2 separate regions of the Homo sapiens genome follow, and region 2 is linked to region 1. Evidence: chromatin contacts called from ENCODE Hi-C or POLR2A ChIA-PET data. All regions are on one chromosome and are shown on one strand. Each heading gives the region's core, a stretch centred on a gene start or an enhancer-like site at or near the end of the contact. The rest is flanking DNA. Distances are from core to core; before and after follow the strand shown. Region 1 overlaps LRFN2 (leucine rich repeat and fibronectin type III domain containing 2). Region 2 overlaps LRFN2 (leucine rich repeat and fibronectin type III domain containing 2).

What was found. Hi-C counts contacts between places; a loop is a spot of excess contacts on that map. ChIA-PET counts read pairs that join two places held with the same protein, here RNA polymerase II (POLR2A). Pooled maps may share reads with other maps.
Region 2: a loop to region 1 is called in a map of natural killer cell, with 10 times the contacts of the local background. The contact joins two enhancer-like sites. A Hi-C loop is called at or near these places in 3 of 168 maps with a recorded cell type or tissue (A673, naive thymus-derived CD4-positive, alpha-beta T cell and natural killer cell) and 3 of 50 pooled maps. POLR2A ChIA-PET finds 5 or more read pairs at or near these places in 1 of 52 experiments (activated CD4-positive, alpha-beta T cell).

Annotation. Positions count from the first base shown.
Region 1 is chr6:40,435,559-40,438,804 of GRCh38, reverse strand. The region is part of intron 1 of LRFN2 (leucine rich repeat and fibronectin type III domain containing 2); the gene reads left to right. Among named protein-coding and RNA genes, the nearest start is that of TDRG1, 59 kb to the right of the region's middle. Within about 2 kb of position 1,969, at least 2 of the 41 ENCODE cell types and tissues checked have a DNase peak (open chromatin) inside an H3K27ac peak, as active enhancers do; they include A673 and natural killer cell, where a contact is called at or near this core.
Region 2 is chr6:40,475,785-40,479,213 of GRCh38, reverse strand. All of the region lies in intron 1 of LRFN2 (leucine rich repeat and fibronectin type III domain containing 2), which reads left to right. Among named protein-coding and RNA genes, the nearest start is that of TDRG1, 99 kb to the right of the region's middle. Within about 2 kb of position 1,818, at least 4 of the 41 ENCODE cell types and tissues checked have a DNase peak (open chromatin) inside an H3K27ac peak, as active enhancers do; they include A673 and natural killer cell, where a contact is called at or near this core.

The DNA of each region.
Region 1 (3,246 bases), core at 720-3,219:
GGCCTGACAGGTGGGTCTTTCTGGGCCAGTTAGGCCTCTCTACTTCCGAGAATGCCAGCGTCCCTTCCAGGCCCAACCCCAAGCAGGAAACACAAGTGCCCACATGTAGCCAAACAGCTGGTTCACCACCAGTTACTAAGCAAACCCATAGTGAAGACAGCCAGTCTCTCTGTACGCCAGGCACATGGAAGCCTCCAGAGGGGCCTCCTTTACTCTGAGCATGGCCTGGAGCCAGACGATCTCCATTTAAATTGTGGTTCTGTCCAGGGTAGCTAGGGTAGTTTAGGCAGGCTCAAACCTCTTTTAACCTCACTTCCTAGTAGCTAAAATGGGGATGACAATATTCAGGGCCACAAGGTAGGGTGGGGCAAGTTGCTCACTGCACGAGGTTGCTCAGATAAGGGAACCCTACCAGTGGCCAGCAGGAACACCTCTTTCTGCCTGCACAAGGGTACCTTGTGCAATTATGGTGGCACTCACCTTGTGGGGTTGTGAAGACTACATGAAGAAACCCAGTCAAGGAAGGGAGGAGATACTGTTTCTATCCTGGGTAAATGCCCAAGACTGGACTGCTTCTCTGGAATGGTGTAGGTTCGGTTTGGGGAGTGTTTTACTTCTCCCTGCTCCCCTGTATCTACCTCTCTTTGCCACCCTGCCTTACCCCAGTGCAGACTCATAGACATTCTGGGCAGACAAGCTCTCGCTCCTTTGCAGATGGATTCCTCCTATGAAGGCTGATTCTGACATTTGATACCAGCATCCATTTCAGCCTCGCTTCTGATCCCCACACACCTCTCTCAGCTTTGCCCACAAATAATCCCACTGCCCCTCCTGCCCACTTTCATTTATCTCTTTGTTCCTTGTCCTAGCCCTTTTCCCTAATTGCCATGTGGCTATGAGCTTCTGAATATTCTGTTGTGAGCCCAGATGGAGGATATCCTGGTTCCTCTCCACCACCTACACCACCCTAAGATACTTAGAGGGAACTAGGCCTGGCGTTCCTCTTTACAGCATTTGTCCAAATTCTTGCCCAAAAGAGAGAGCCCTTGCAACCTAGATATACACTAATTACACATATTCATCCAGTCCCCTTGTCTCCCTCCCAACTTGGGATTTAAGCCGCCTTTTGTTTGGCTGTTAGAACAACATATTAAGTGACAGTTCTCAGAATACAATTTTAATTAAGATTCAATAGTCACTTCTCTGTCAGTAATCTTCCATGCTGATTACTTAAAATATATTTACCCAGCTCTATTATGTCACAGATTTGAATTCATTAGACGTTTGTTAATCCTCCACAAACTTTTTTCAAACTGTGGTTTGTTTAACATAATTTACAAGGACACAACTGTTTGAAACAATGGGCTCTGTGCCTCTGAGCTCCAGGGTATGCATCTGGAAGCGTCTGGGCCTTCTTTGCTTGCTGTTGCCATTGCTGTCTCTACCAGAGGGCAGGCAACACAGCCAAGGGTAGAAGGGCACAAAGGATGGCGGAGGCAGTCCATCTATATTGCACAGATGCGGTCCATATGGATCAGCCTCCCAGAATGCAGAGCTGGCGGGGAGAGGGTGGAGAGAGGATCTGGAGGGACAGTGGAAGATATCCAGCACAGGCCATGAATAGCCTTGGCCCTGGGCCCAGGGGCACCTGACAAATATCATTTCCTGTGTGCCAGGACTTGAAAATGTTGGGAAGTGCTGTTTAGCCTTAGAACACTGATGCATTTACTGATAAGAGCTCATAAGAGAGATGGCCTTTCTCATGGGGCCATAGAACACTACCCCATACACATACACACACACACACACTCAACCACCTCTTGATTAATTAGCAAGGGACATCCTTGGATGTGGCTGTGGCTGTTCATGTGCTCTCGTGGGTATAGAGAATACCACTCAACTATATTTGAGCAGATGCCGTAGCCAGAAAAACGTCAGCCTTCTTCATTCTGTGACCACAATGAGTCACAGGGAGGTGTAGCTAGAAAACTCAAGACTCAATGCAAGTGGAGAAGATCCTCATTTTGTTCTATGAGGCCCCAGCAAGTAGAGACCAAGAAGGCCAGAACACCTTTGAGCACAGAGCAAGTTGGAAAGGTGGCAGGTGGAAAGCTTCCATGTATCAACACCTGTGACCTGGTGGGGCCTGGGTAAGGTGAAGCTGGTCTACCTTAGGTGGGAGCTTGGTGAGAACAGGGACTGGCAGGGTGGGCAGGTGCTCATGGGGAGGCCAGGGCAGAGCTGTGTGGAACTCGGCACTTTGGCCAAGGCTTTTAATGAAGGTGCCCTTGATGAAGATGAAAAAAAAAAACACATATCCTATAGAACAGAGGTCAGCAAACTCTTTCTGTAAAGGACAAGATAGTAAATATTTTAGGCTTCAGTGCCATGTGTTATATGCAGCAATGGCTCACCTCTGCCATGGTGGCACAAAGGAAGCCACATGCGATATGTAAACAAATAAGCATGGCTGTGTTCTAATAAAATTTTATTTACAAAAACAGGTGACAGGATATATTTGGTCTGTGAGCTACAGTTCACAGCACTACCCAGTATGGTAGCCAATAGCCACATATGGCTAATGAGCATTTGAAATGTGCTCTGAGGGTAAAATACGCACCAGATTTTGAAGAGTTTGTAAAATAAAAAAGTTAGCCATCTCATTAATAATTATATTGAGGATATATTGAAATAATATTTTGATATAGCTAGTTATATAAAATACATTATCAAAATTAATTTCACCTGTTTCTTTTTACTTTTTTAAAAAATATGGCCACTAGGAAATTTGAAGTCACATTTTTGGCTCACATCATATTTCTACTTCACAGTGATGCTCTCTCCAGAAAAAATACAGGGCAAGCCTCTGGCCCTTGAAGGGTCTCAGGTAGGAGATTTACCCTTAAAGAGGCGCAATAATGGAATTCAAATATACATAATAAAGTGTATGATAGGAATAGATTTTTCAATATATTACGTATCTTTTTTAAAAAAAATAAGCTATTACAGGAGGCCAAGACGGGCGGATCACAAGGTCAGGAGATCGAGACCATCTTGGCTAACACAGTGAAACCCTGTCTCTACTAAAAACACAAAAAATTAGCCGGGTGTGGTGGCGGGCACCTGTAGTCCCAGCTACTAGGGAGGCTGAGGCAGGAGAATGGCGTGAACCTGGGAGGCAGAGGTTGCAGTGAGCTGAGATCATGCCACTGTACTCCAGCCTGGGTGACAGAGCCAGACTCCGTC
Region 2 (3,429 bases), core at 569-3,068, 41 kb before region 1:
GATAGCTGTAACTTATTGAGTGCTGGGTACCAAGCATTCTAAGAGCTTAATATTCACTTAACCTCCTGCGGTAGGAACCATTATCATCTCCCTTTGCAATGAGAAAACTGAGGCACAAGGAAGTGAAGCAAATGCCTAAGGCTTTCTATCTGGTTATGTGTGGGAACTTGGTTTTAAGCCAGACAAAATTTCCGAACCTGTGCCTCAACTATTTGCCTATACCAACTCCTCAGAGTATAATTTTGTACATTTCCAGTCCCTAGAAGCCCAGAGAAGGGAGTGGTGCTAGATTCAATTCAGTTTAACTTCTTTAGTTTATTTGTTGAAACCTACCATGTGATCAGCTGGATAGCCAAAACCACTAGCTGGTTCCAAATTAAATGTATCAATAGAAAATGTATTTCAGAATGTGGCCTCACACACTACACATATGTGCATGTGTGCATACACACACATACACACATGCACATATTGGAAAGGACTGAGAGCATGGTCAGACAGGAAGGAAACCAAATTCAGGATGCCAGAGTACCTAGCTCAAGCCCTGGCTCAGCTACTGACCAACCCTGGGGTACTCAGCAGGTTAATTCACCTGCTCTGTGAGGGGTGGGCTGTCTATACCATTCACCCTTGGATCTCCAGTTGCTCTCACTCCATCAGTGAATGGATTATTTCCTCACTGCTGCTTTCCAGCTGTGTGACTGTGGGCAAGTTGCTCAACCTCACTGTTCCTCAGTTTCCCCCATGTGTATAATAAGGATACTAATTGTACTTACGGGGCTGTTGCAAGGATTAAATGAATGTATAAGGGGCTTAGAGCTTGGCACAGAGTAAACATATACAAATATTAACCATGGTGGTGGTGATAATGGTGGCAATTAATATTATTAGCACTTTTTGTCTATTTGTAATTTGTAAAATGGGCCAATAATAGCATTGGTCTCCTAGGGTTATTCTGAGGACCAAATAAGATGATAGCACAGAGTATGGGCTCAGACCCCAACTCAGGGGTGGAGACAGGAAGAGAAAGCATGTACAGGGCAGCAGGGCACACAGCCATTCCATCTGAGAGGAAGAGGATGGCAGCAGGGGTGCGTCCTGGCATAGCAGGGGACAGGACATTACATCCCCTGGTGCCGGCTTATCCCTGTGGCTTCCCGCCCTGATGCTGCCACTTTGCACATGTGATCCAATCAACTGTCTCTTTAATTATGACACGGAGGAGAAGCCACAAACAGGTTTACCATATTCACGGTTTGCTGCGTCTGTGTTACATCCGGTGTGCATGTAAACAACATCTTGTGGCATTGTCTGATAAATTAAACATCTCTCCTTCCCGAGCTTGGAGAGGAGCGTCGGGTCTCTAAAGAGGGGCACGGATGACTCACCACCATGGCGCTAAAGAGCTTTGCCTGCAGCTCTTTCAGCAAAACACTCTGGAAGGAGCAGGGAGGGGAGAACGCGCTTCCAGCTGGGGTCTCTTTCCTAGGAGGAGACAAGTGGGACAGGATGTGCCCAAAGCTGGCTGCTTAGCTGAGGCCACCAGGGAATTGTTACTGAGGGAAATGGAGCTAACTCTCGCCCATTCCTGCAGCGCCTGCTGGGAAAGCAGGTGATGTGCTGGGAAAACATGCACTCAGCGCCATTCTGGAGCCTCATTTGACCCCTGCCCCAGCCCACCAACAAATCTTTATTGAAAGAACCTGATTTATAACTCACTGTGGCCATCCACTGGCTGTGTGACCTTGTGAAAGACACCTAACCTCTCTGGGTTTTGGTTTTCTCATGGGACCACAGACAACGTAGATAACCTTGTTGAAAGCAGGCAGCCAGGTGTCACCATCCCTTGAGATCCCCATCAGCTCTAGGAGCCATGACCTCTTCCCAGCCAGCCTTCGAGGAGAGCCCTTGACTCAGGAGATGAGCCAAAACTAAGACATCATGAGAACAAAAGGCAGACACTTCTAATTAGAAAACCACCACCAACATGAGTTACTTCCACCCCTCTGATCATCAGACTCACCTGAAGAGCCTTTTAAAAAATATCCAAAATACTCTGGGTCCCATTCCCAGAAATCCCGATGTAATTGATCTGCTGGAAGCCAGGCACTGAATTTTGTAAAACTCCTTGTAAGTCTAATATGTGGTTGGGATTGGAGACTGCTGACCTAGATAATCCATTTCCTGATCATCAAGAGTCGAAGGTGAGTTTAATTAAAGGAGAAGGTGGGAAGAGACTCTGGGGAACTAGATGCCTAAGCTACTTTGTAGCAGGCCTGAGATATTCCTTGGAGTCCAGCCCAGGCAGGCTGGAAATAGGATGCCACTCCTGATTCTACTTGCCAGTGAGTGTGAGCCGGACTGGGGCAGAAGATGTCCATTGGGCCACCAACATCCGAGGCCTGTTCTGGGCTGTGGGTCACGCCTGCTCTCAGGATTGCCCCAGTGTGGTGGCGAAACAGCCAAGTAAAGTGACGATGAGAGGAAGGCATTGTATCCTCTTCCCATGGAGCCTATGCTGGGAATTAAGGGGAGCAGGCAAGTGGAGAGATTAACTCTGTCTGGAAAGTTATAAAGGAGGGCTTCTAGAGACCAAGAGTGTTGAGCTTTGAAGGGTGTATACAAGTTTGCCAGGTGGAAAGCAGGGAATGGGAAACAGCAAGTTTGACCTAGGGGCTACCCCTGCTAACTCAGCACCTATGGGGTTCCCCGTGTACCCAGCTCTGCACCAGGCATTGCTGGAAGTATGGATGGGTGGTGATGCATACACACAAGAGAATGTGGGCCCTGCCTTTCTTACAGTGAGGTTGGGGAGACACAGGTTCAAAGGGAATTCAAGACGGTTTCATACAAAGAGAATTTCTAGTGGCAGCTCCTAATACATCTGTGTTATCAAAGAAAGTTTCTTGGAGGAGATAAGTCTGGAGAAACGTAGCGGCAGACAGAAGGCAGACACCAGCCCAGATAACTTCAATAAATGTGGGGAGGGGGAAAAGGCCTTCATACTTTATAATCCAGGTTCTGGCATGGCCCTGAGTGTGGATGGGGCATGGAAGGCCCAGTCTGACTAAGGTACAGGGTTGTGGCATGGGCTGAACGGAATCAGGCCAGGCTGGAGCCCAGTAGGAAGGGGCTTCCTAGGCCACGCTGGGCCCATCAGACACAATCTAGCCTGGACTACATTCATCCTTATACCAATGCAACCATAACATATAGCTTTTAATATATATTTTAAGGAGGAAAGAAACTAAAGGAAAGTCACACCACCACTCTAGGGCAAAACACTTGGGTGGGATTCTAAATCCTTGGATGCTCTTTCAGGTCCTACCTTTAATTAGCTGTGCATCCTTGGCCAATTCACCCATCCTCTCTGAAGCTCAGTTTGCTCTTCTGTAACCTGGGAAGGGTAGACCCATCTCACAGGCAGCA